2 separate regions of the Homo sapiens genome follow, and region 1 is linked to region 2. Evidence: chromatin contacts called from ENCODE Hi-C or POLR2A ChIA-PET data. All regions are on one chromosome and are shown on one strand. Each heading gives the region's core, a stretch centred on a gene start or an enhancer-like site at or near the end of the contact. The rest is flanking DNA. Distances are from core to core; before and after follow the strand shown. Region 1 has its middle 34 kb from the start of LINC01656. Region 2 has its middle 51 kb from the start of SHISAL1.

What was found. Hi-C counts contacts between places; a loop is a spot of excess contacts on that map. ChIA-PET counts read pairs that join two places held with the same protein, here RNA polymerase II (POLR2A). Pooled maps may share reads with other maps.
Region 1: a loop to region 2 is called in a pooled map, with 2.0 times the contacts of the local background. The contact joins two enhancer-like sites. A Hi-C loop is called at or near these places in 1 of 50 pooled maps. POLR2A ChIA-PET finds 5 or more read pairs at or near these places in 3 of 52 experiments (H1, HEK293 and WTC11).

The regions. Positions count from the first base shown.
Region 1 is chr22:44,406,785-44,412,119 of GRCh38, forward strand. No RefSeq gene overlaps it. Among named protein-coding and RNA genes, the nearest start is that of LINC01656, 34 kb to the right of the region's middle. Within about 2 kb of position 4,012, at least 3 of the 41 ENCODE cell types and tissues checked have a DNase peak (open chromatin) inside an H3K27ac peak, as active enhancers do.
Region 2 is chr22:44,361,870-44,366,844 of GRCh38, forward strand. No RefSeq gene overlaps it. Among named protein-coding and RNA genes, the nearest start is that of SHISAL1, 51 kb to the left of the region's middle. Within about 2 kb of position 1,807, at least 20 of the 41 ENCODE cell types and tissues checked have a DNase peak (open chromatin) inside an H3K27ac peak, as active enhancers do.

The sequences.
Region 1 (5,335 bases), core at 2,762-5,261, 47 kb after region 2:
GCTAAACAATGAACGGCACAGACTTTCTCGTCTCCAGGTCTTTGCCCAGGCAGTGCCCTCTTCCAGGATGCCCTCCACCCATTCCTCTGCCTGCTAAAATCCCATCCAGCCTGTGGCGCTCCTTTATGGGGCCACCTCCCCTGCGAAGACTTTCCTGTTCCGTCATTCACACACAAATGCTCCTGGCCTCATCTCCATTCCTCTTCCTGAGCCCTGCTAAGCTGGGAGGAATGCCATTACCTAAGTACTGACGTCCCTTCTTGACTCTGAACTTGAGCTTGTCTTGCTGAGATCTGCACCCTCAGGGCCTGGCCTGGCTCTGTACTTAACAAACCTCCACTCTCCTGTCCAGGGAGAACAGGCAGGGGCCTGTCCTCAGGAGGGACAGCCTGGACAGGCGCAGATGTGTGAATAAACTGGAGAGAGTGCTGAGGACACGTGTGGAAGATGCGGTCACCCATCCCCATTCCCCACTCCCTCCCTGCACTGTGTGACCTCACGGTGCCCTCCAGCAGAGTTCAGTGGGGGTCTACACTCTCATCCTGCTGACTCGGAGCCTGGCCTTGTGGTCTGCTTTGGCAGATGGAACAGCAGCCGAGACACACGAGCAGACCATCCGCGAGCTTACGTGGTGTGGTTTGACCCGCACTCTTTGGTCACCATCAAGAGAAGAACAGACCCCAGCGTGAGGCATGTGGAGCCATCCCGAAACTGACTCACAGCCTGGAGCCAAGTGCAGCTGAGCTCCGTGGAGCCCAGCCATCCCCAACCAGGACGGCCAACCCCAGATGGACCACAGGCCCGGGAGTGAGAGAAACACACGTGTGTTGCTGTGAGCCACCGAGCCTGGGGGACTGTTTGTTACAGAGCAATGTTACAGCAACCGCAGACCCATGCAGTGGAGATGTGTGTGGTGCAGGAGCAGAGAGTACCCCAAACTGGATGGGCAGAAGTAATCTGAATGAAATGGCTGGGTGGTAAAATTCACCAGCACATCCACAAGACAGAGCTTACCCTCTGCACCCACAGCCGGGGTAAGTGGGTTGGCAGTGCATGGCACCAAACCCGGAGTCAGGGGGCTCGGGACATCCAGAGGAGTGCTCAGGGGCAGCACGCACAGCAGAGGCTTGGTGCTGAAGGCTGGGCAGGTTTGTTGGAGTGACCAGAAGACACCATGGGGTTTTTACTCATTTGCACTAACATATAGAATGCTGTATCATTTTGCCTATTGGTGTATTTTTACAGAGCCTTGTTCCTTTCCAAAGTGCTGACTGGTTAAATTGTAAGACAATGTTTGCAAGCATGGCACACTGAGCCTGGCATTCTGTCAAGTGCCTGATAAGCAGGGCCACTGTTGTGATTGTAGGAACGTGCCTTGGTTTTCAGGCCTTTGTTACAGCACTTGCAAGACCTTGTCCCCAGTCCTGGCGTCCCGGTTATGGAGGTGGGAAAATGACCACCACCACCTCTGACTCTCCTAGCCTTCCTGGGCACCCGCAGAGGCTGCACCCGGTCAGATGGAGCTCTTCTTCCAGCCTCGTGGGTCTATGGACAGCTCTCAGGAACAGGCCCACGTGAGAGGCGTCTGGGGGAGAGGCTGGGTGTGCACGTGCGTTCATAAGTAGGAAGCCAATTAGCCAAAACAGAGCAGACACTCCCAAGACCAAGACCAGCGCCTGATGGTGGTGGTTTTGATGATTTACAGCCATGCTTGCCTCAGCTCTGCCCTCAGCAGGCTCTCCCCATTGTATGGAAGTGATCAAGTGCCATGGACCAAAATCCATCCGCCTGTGGTGTCGGCCAGGATTCCGCAGGGCAGAGGCGGCACCAGAAATGGGGGTGCGGAGGCTGCTTCTGCGGGCATCACGGCCACTGTCCTAGGCAGACGGGGTTGGGATGAGTTGGAGCTAGGGCGGTGGTGCCCACATAACCCTTGTAGGTCGCCTGACATGTGTGTATGTGTGTGTGTGTGTGTGTGTGTGTGTGTGCATGCAAATGTATGAATTCAATAAGCATTGTTGCACACCTACTGTGTGCCAGGTCCCATGCTGGGAAGTAATCAGAAGAAGACATTATCATGATGTATACAGCGCAAGGGCTGCCACATCCCTCATCCCTGTCCCGCTTCCCACATGTGATCTGTCCATCCTCCCACAGCCCAGTAAGGAAGGAAGCATTGCGGCCATTGTATCCACGAGCAGACTGAGGTTAGAGGAGCCCAGTGTTCTGCCAAGATTCACACGGCTGTGGAGCGCGCAGCAGGAGCCTGGGTAGGAATTTCAGTCCCAATGATGGCAGTGATTCAATTCCTGGTCCTAGTGACACAGGCCACATGGAAGGACTGGAAGTTAAACCAAAGCTGGAAGTGGGGTGGGTTTCCTGGGGCAGGTTCACAGGGTGGCTCCTGGGCAGGGTTCCTTGAAGACACAGGGGAGAGAAAGTCAAGGAAACCAGCTCCTGGGACGCGACCAGAGTGGACGGCGAGGGAGGTGGGGTGGACACCTGGCCCTGGGCAGCCTCAGGGTCCTGGGTAGCATTTGCAGGAACTGTGTGCTCCGTTCCAGACCCAGCACTGGCCGCCTGGTGTTTCCTGACCTGCCACAGTAGAGAGCAGCCCAGACGAAGTCTGGCCCTGCTGAGCCCAGCAGCCCTCACACCTGTGCTCAGCCAAGCCAGCCTGCTGCAGGAGTTGGCTGCGGCTGATGCCAGCTCGCCCTCAGGCCGAGAAAAATCCATCATGGCTAATCCCACTCCCCCAGTGATTCCTGAGCTGTGTGCCGTGGAAAGGCTGGCCCCAAATCCTCTCTGGCCTCCCCCCAGCACCAGCCTTCCTCTGCGAACCGGGGCGGGTGAAAGCCGCCAGCAGGCCCCTCCACAGAGGCCATCTCCCCGGCATCCTGCACAATTGCTCTAACTGCTTCTCCTGCAGGTGAATACCCTTTCCTGGGATCAGACACAGAAAGCTCTTTAGGCAGAAAGCCAGGCCTGACAGCCCCTCTGAGCACGAAGACAAATGAACCGAGCTCCCAAGGCGAGTCCCCTCATTCTACCTTGAGTCCATCGGGCCTGGCTCGACTCCCAAAGCAGCGCTCACCAAAACGAGTTTCTTTGGTGAGCCTGGAAGTGTGACACAGAACTGGGGAACTAGAGACCCACCCAGGAGACCGTCTCCTTGGATTTCTCCCCATCTTGCAAAGAGAATCTTCCCCAGCCAGTGCTCCCGAGAAGAACTGCAGTCCACCCTCCACAGGGTCAGAAGCCCAGTGCCTTCTGGCCTTGCCCCACCCAGACTCCGGAGCAGGAAGCGGAGGCCTTTCTCCTCCCAAAGGCATGGGCTCCTTGCAACCCAGGGCAGCAAAACTTTTCCACCTGGTTCCTGCTAACCCATTATCCTGGGGCCAGCATCTCATTAAGCCAACAGGACTCCAATGTTTTGACGGAGGAAGAAAGTATTCCAGAATGAAAAGGGCAGGCTGTTCCCCGCCAGGCTGGGGGCATGGAGAGGGAGCCGGAGAGCGAGGAGAGCTCAATGCCTGTGCCAGGATTCTTAGAGCTGAGGGAAGATGCAAGAAACCAAGGGAGCTGGGGCTCCTGCCTCCTCCCAAAGCCTCTTTCCCACCCCTCGGCCCGCATCCCTTCTCCAAGAGAGCAGGCCCTTCAGGGGCACAAGGAGGCATCTCTTACCTGTGCCTGGGCTTGTTGCTGTCCAGTACGCAGAGGGCAAGGCTGGCACCGGGAGAAGCGGCTCCAGGCGTCCCAGGGACCTGCTGCCTCTTTTCCAGGGAGCAGCCCCCAGCCCGCTCTGTGCAGCTCGTCCCAGCTCAGGGCATAGATGTGTGTGTGCCTGTGGAGGTGGGGTGCCCTCTGGAGCAGGGGGTCAAATATTCTTGGCTGCCACCTGCTGCCAGCCCATCCCAGGGGCCAGCTGCCTGAGAGGGGGGCCCTCCGGCTGCGCCACCGTCATCTGTGGGGAGTGGCAGGCAGCAGCTCTAGCTCTCCAGGCTCCTGCCTGCTCCCGGGCTTAGGCGAGTGGTTTATTTATAGAGCCCGGCCCTTCCCCAGATGCCAGGATCCCAGCTGAGATTTCCAGCTCTCAAACTCGCCCGTGCCCGCCCTGAGTTGTTGCTCACTGGGACTGTTCTGGAGGACAAGGAGCGAGGCACTTAAGCAATGTGATTCTCAGCATTCTCCCCTGAGAAGCACAGGGCTGGACCGGGGGTCTCCCAGGCCCTCCTGCTGTGGGCAGCACCTGACCCAGGAGCCAGGCCTGTGAGTCAGCTTGGGCAAGGTGCTTCCCCTCCCTAGGCTGCCTCAGTTTCCTTTTCTGGAAGATAAAAAAGACAGAGGGTCTGCCTGTCTAGAGCAGGGCTGGAATCAAAGAATGGACTGGAAGGAAGAATGGCCACCACCGTCCACTCTGTGCTTCTCCCCGGCTGGGCTGAGGCTTCGCGAGGGCACCACTGTCACCCCCAGGGGCTACTCCATAGGAGATGCACATAGTAGGTGCTCAAGAATGATTTAGTAAGTAAGGGAGCAGACACCCATCCCACATACAGGCTCGCTTCCGGCTTCTAATAACCTGCGAAGGCCCTGGAATACGCCCATTTGGCAGATGGGAAGCCCGAGGTCTAGAAGGGTGAGGTGGCCTTTCCAGGGCCCCCCAACAAAAGACAGTAGCACCATGGTTCCCCTGGGTCATTCTGTTTCCAAAACTCATTCCCTTACCACGCCCTCATCAGGCCTCACGGTTAGCTGAATGTCCCCTGCAACGCTGCCGTTTTCCGAGTCTGATGTATAGTTCAGGGCTCACCCACCACCGTGGCTCCTGCGATCTCTGCTCCTCGCTCCTGCCAGCCGACCCCCGTGGGCCAGGCCCTCTGCGAACGCGTCTGCCTTCCCGAGGAAGCTCTCCAGTGTGCCAGGAAGGCTCCTCCCTGGTTCTGGCTGTTTCTCCTGGGCATTTCCCCCATGCCTGGGGCGCCCGGGCCCTTCTCCTGACCCCGCTGGGCCTCACTCTCGCCTCTCAAACCAAACAGTGATTCCTCCTCCGGGGCCAGTGAGGGGCTTGTCTGCCTTCTCACAGGTGAAGACGCCAGACTCACAGGGCGCCCGTGTTTGCTCATCCGCTTTGACTCAGCTCACCGGAAAGAAGTTTGCTAATCTTTGTGTGTTTGCTCCGTGTGCTGGAGCTAACAGAGCAACCCGACCCTGGTGGGTTCCAGCTTCAGTGCAGAAAGAGCCTGGGCCGGGCTGTCCTCCCCAGACACGCAAGCCTGGGTGCAGCTGCTGGACTCTGGGCCTCCCCACTACCCACTTGGCCGGTGCTCCCCCCGTG
Region 2 (4,975 bases), core at 557-3,056:
TGAAGCTGCCCCGTCCATCGGTGCTGCCTTGGTATATGGCAACTCGAGCAAAACACAAGCCGCACTGCAGACCTTCTCAGGCTGGAGTCCCCCTGCAGGGTACCCGCCGTGGGCCCCTGGCTGGCAGTTTTACTGGGGTTCAGTTCTAGAGGAGGCAGGGCTCCCAGCCCCAAGCCTGTCCAAGACGATTCTCTACCCAGAGGATCCCAAATGTTTCTCTCAAAGGAATGCCTTCCACCGTCCCTGACAGAGCACAGCCAGGGGTTAGTTATAGCCAGGGGTTAGTTACAGCCAGGAGTTAGTTACAGCCAGGGGTTAGTTATAGCCAGGGGTTAGTTATAGCCAGGGGTTAGTTACAGCCAGGGGTTAGTTATAGCCAGGGGTTAGTTACAGCCAGGGGTTAGTTATAGCCAGGGGTTAGTTATAGCCAGGGGTTAGTTACAGCCAGGGGTTAGTTATAGCCAGGGGTTAGTTACAGCCAGGGGTTAGTTATAGCCAGGGGTTAGTTACAGCCAGGGGTTAGTTACAGCCAGGGGTTAGTTATAGCCAGGGCCCGGCTTCTGCCTCCAGGGACTGTTCTTAGGGACGCTCTAGTTCCAAAGATACTTTCGGCCGTAGCATCCTGGTTGAAAAACCACATAGAGGAACAAGCAGTTGAGTGAGCCCTGGTGGGTCCATTCAATGGAGTCCAAAGTAGCTTACACCAGTTGGTCTGAAAGTTACACCCAGGGAAATGCAGAAGGTGACCGATGCCTATTGAATGACCCTCCAAGCAGCGCCTGGCTCCAAGAAATGCTTTCTGTAAGTTATCTTGTTTATTTTTCTTCCTAAGGAAGCTAGATATTTTTGTCCCTATTTTACACACAAGACTAAAGAACATCTCAAAGGCAGGGATTTGGTCTCCCTCACTTCCCTTCCCAGCACCCAGGACCCAGCACAAGGCTCCATCCAGTTGACCATAGCAGCAAACATGGGCACCCACTGGCTGTGTGCTGGCCACACCCTGAGCCCTTGACATGGGCTGGCTTATACCATGCTCAATGCCCATGGCAAATACTGTGTCAGACCCATTTCACAGATAAAGAATCTGAAGCCCAGAGGGGCTGTGACTTGTCCAAGGTAAACGCCTAGAACGTGGGGGTGCCAGGAGTCACCCCTGGCACTGCTGGGCTCCTAGCCCAAGTGTGCAGACGCTGGCTATCCTGCCTCTCAGCCCACGGTAGTTGAAGGACTGAATGAGCGAGTGGCCCTGCTACGTCCTGGCTGCGGGGTCTGCAGTAAGTCCCCTAGACCTGCTAAGCCCCAGTGTCCTCATCTGTAAAATGGGCTTCCCCCGCTCCCCACCAGGAGCTGCCTTGTGTTGCTGAGAGAGATGTGGCCTGATTCCAGAGACTCGGCCTCGTTGGGTGGACTGCCGGCTTTGTGGGGGCAGGGAGGGCGGGGAGCATGGGGCCATCTGCAGCCCCTGGTGCCTGACTATGAGTGTCTGATGAAGGACCTCACCCTAGGACTTGGGGCCCTCAAGGCATGGTGACTCACCCCGGCTCCTTCCTTCCTCCATGGCCCTGTGTCACTGGCTTAGGAGCCCCCAGCTCAGCAGCCTGCGTGAGCGAGCCCCAAGTGCTCTCAGACCAGCCCAGGCTCACACCCAGGACATGAGGCCACGACGACCACCTGGCACATCCCTCTGCTCGCCACAGCCCCGGCCCTGATGGCTCCCAGCCCTCTGGAAGGGCCAGCCCGGCTGGATCAGGAACGCCAGTCCGGAGAGTAATGAGGGTTCCCTGTGGAATGAGAGAGACTCCACATGGTTGGCGGCGGCGCCTGGACGGTAGCCAGCACTTTTCCAGGGCATTCCGGGAATCCCGCTCTGGCCCCTTGTCTGACGCACTTTGAGTCAGCACTTGAGCCAGACGGCCGCTCTGGGCTGGCCAAGAGACAGGCCAAGCGTCCCCACAGGAGCGCTAGTTGTGTGAGGGAGCCCAGAGTCCCCTGACTTAAACGGGCCTGGCTCACTGCCCCCATTTCACAGATGAGAACACCAAGGTCCAGAGGCAGGGCAACCTGTCCACCCTGGATACTCCCTGTCAATCATCAGAGTGGCTCCCCTCAGCCCCTGCTCACCCCATCCTCCATCCTGCCGCATTTATAATTGCAGTGGTGGGATCATCCTGACCCCACCTCCCCCTGGGGGGGCTCGCCCTGACCTGAGGAAGGAGGGGCTGGGCCTCAGGCACAGGGAAGAGGCCCTGGGACTGCCACATCCCAGGTCACACACCCCCATCCCCGGGGGACAGAGGCTTCATCTGGTTATTTATGGAACTGCCACTCTGTGCCAGAGCCTGCCCAGGACACGGTTTCTGCCTTTGAAGACATGCATGGAAGGAGTGACCTCCAGGCCAGAGCGATAAATGCCGAAATGAGGGGAGCACAGTGGGAGGACGGAGCACAGGGATGGAGGCGCTGGGGACAGCCTCCTGAGTCAGCCAGAGAAGCCAGCCCAGGGCCCGTGGCTGCTGGGGTTCAAGCAGAAGTCCCTCTAGGCAGCGGCCCCTAAGGTTGTCAGTGGGGCCTTGGCTGGGGTGCGAATGGGGGTAGGACTGAGCCATCCCCCACAAGCCAAGCCAGGAGGTCACCCTGGAGGAAGGGGCCTGACTGTAATTGGTACAAGGGTGCAACATGAGCTGGTAGCTGCTTAAGGAGAAGGATGAGGGGTGCCAGCCAGCCAGCCAAGTGCTTAACAACTGTCCCCTGGGGACATCTTGGGGTTTATGCTAAGGTCTGGGAACAAACTCTGGGCTACTCTAGGAGCTGTGGGACAAAAGGACTTGTTCTTTCAGCCAAATTGGACCCAGAAGAAAGGGTGGATCCTGGAAGCTGGAGCAGGGGGCGGCATTGCCAATCAGGAACCCATGGGGAGGGTCTCCAGGACCACCCAAGAGGCCCAGCCTCAGCTCACAGCCGTGTCTGTCCAGGGAGACCCGGCGCCCCCGCTCCCCTGCCAAAAAAATCCTTCCTTGCTTCCCTGGGCAGGCCCAGCCCTGGAGGGGCAAGAGCAACACCCAGCAAGAGGGAGGGGACAGAGGAGAAACTGACCGCACCCCTCCCCGATCCCTGGACTATGCGGAGCTGAGCTGAGCTGAGCTGGCGGAGGAGGAAACTCTAAATTCTAAGAGTCTCAAATTTAATACAAGAGCCGCCTGGACTTTGCATTACCCAAAGCCCCTGGAAAAACGACGTGAAATAGCTGCAGTTCCTTGCAAGGGGGGAGAGTGAGTCTGCCAGACAGGAGTGAAGGGGGGAATTGAGAAAGAATGAATAAAGTGCTGTATGGATGTTAAACTTGTTGAATTGTCACAGGCGCCCTTTGAGTGGAGCCTGTTACCATGCTTGCTTTCCAGAGGGAGCCACTGAGGCACAGAGAGGCTAAAGGATGCCCCAGGGTCACACAGCCAGCACACAGCAGAGCTGGAATCGGATGGGGCAGGCTGGCCCCAGCGGGTACCCTTCCTGGCCTGTGGTGCTGCTTCCCAGCAGACACACTTGCGTGTCTGTTGATTCATCCCCTCCCCGTCTCCATGATGCTAATGCCAGCTGCATGGATGGAGGACCTGCTAGGAGCCCCGCGCCCCGCAGCACTTTGCAAGCATCACACGTCATCTGGTGGAACTCCCATTTGCAGGTGGAGACAACTTTGATCTCAAAGGAATTCATCTCAAACAGTGAAACCAGAATCCCAAGAAAGATGTGGGAGGGATTTTCCGAGAAAACCTCCCCACGTTCCGAAGACAGAGACCTGTCACACAGGGCCAAGGAAAAATCATGGAGCTGGGAGCAGGAGGCCTGGGTATGAGTAATAACAGTCTAACCAAGTATCCCCACTTTTCTAAGAAAAATATAATGAGTTATTATTTTTTATTATCTTTCTCTTTTCTCTGATTCCCCTTATTCCCTACTTCCTACTTATCCCTTTAGAAATGCAATTATAACCTTTTGCCTCCCCTGCACCTGAGGCTTGCTACAGGCCAAGTCCATCTAGCTATGTGCTTAGACACTCCAGAGTGGAACTCTCACCCACCAGGAGGTTGCCTCGGGAGATAACAGTCCATCGACGATCCAAAGGATGTCCGTGACGAAACTCTCTCCCACCTGGAGAGTTTTCAGCTGCTTTACAACCTAGTCCTGCCCATGAAGGTGCCAGCAGTCACCAGTTTTACCACCGCCTGGTAGATAAAGCACCAAGTTAGCGCACAGACCCCCCAAACCTGCTCGCTTCCTCCCTGTGTGCCGTTCATGTTAGGCCCCCTTCAAAAAGCACTTGCCTTCTGCTCCAAAAGTCAAGCCTTAAGGCAGGAAGCCTGTACTTCTTCCCCTAAGCTAGCTTGGGAATAAAAAGTGACTTTCTTTATATTGGACCTCAGTCTTGTTAATTGAACTCTGCAAGGGGCAAGCAATGGAACCTGTGTTTTGGTTATGACGGCGACAGCTGTTGTGTGCCAGGTGCACACTCTGTGAGCCACCCATGGTTTTCAGTGTTTTACACACATTATCTCATTGAGTCTTCCCACAACCCCAGGATGGAAAGACAGCAAACAGACCCAACTTACAGACAAAGCCACCGAGCCCCGAGGGGTCAAGCATCCTGCCTGAGGTCACAGAAAGTGAAAGCCAGCCAGAGGACAGAGCCCACCCTCCCACATCCCCTTGGCTGCCCTGGTGGGGCCACAGATGCTTCCCCTGAAGGCATCTGTGACTCAGCTCCCCATTGTGAAGCGGCTGTGGGCTGCATCCTGGGTTTCAAGGTCTCTCTGGTCTCTGGCATCCTGGGACCCCACCCTCCAGCTTCTCCATCCTATTTCTCCTCCAGCTTCTGCTCACCTGCTTTGGCCCCCACTGTGCAGTGCAGCCTTGTCACAAAGTGCTGGACACCCTCTTGGGGTAGAATTGGCGGATTTTCATGGCACTTTGGCTGGTA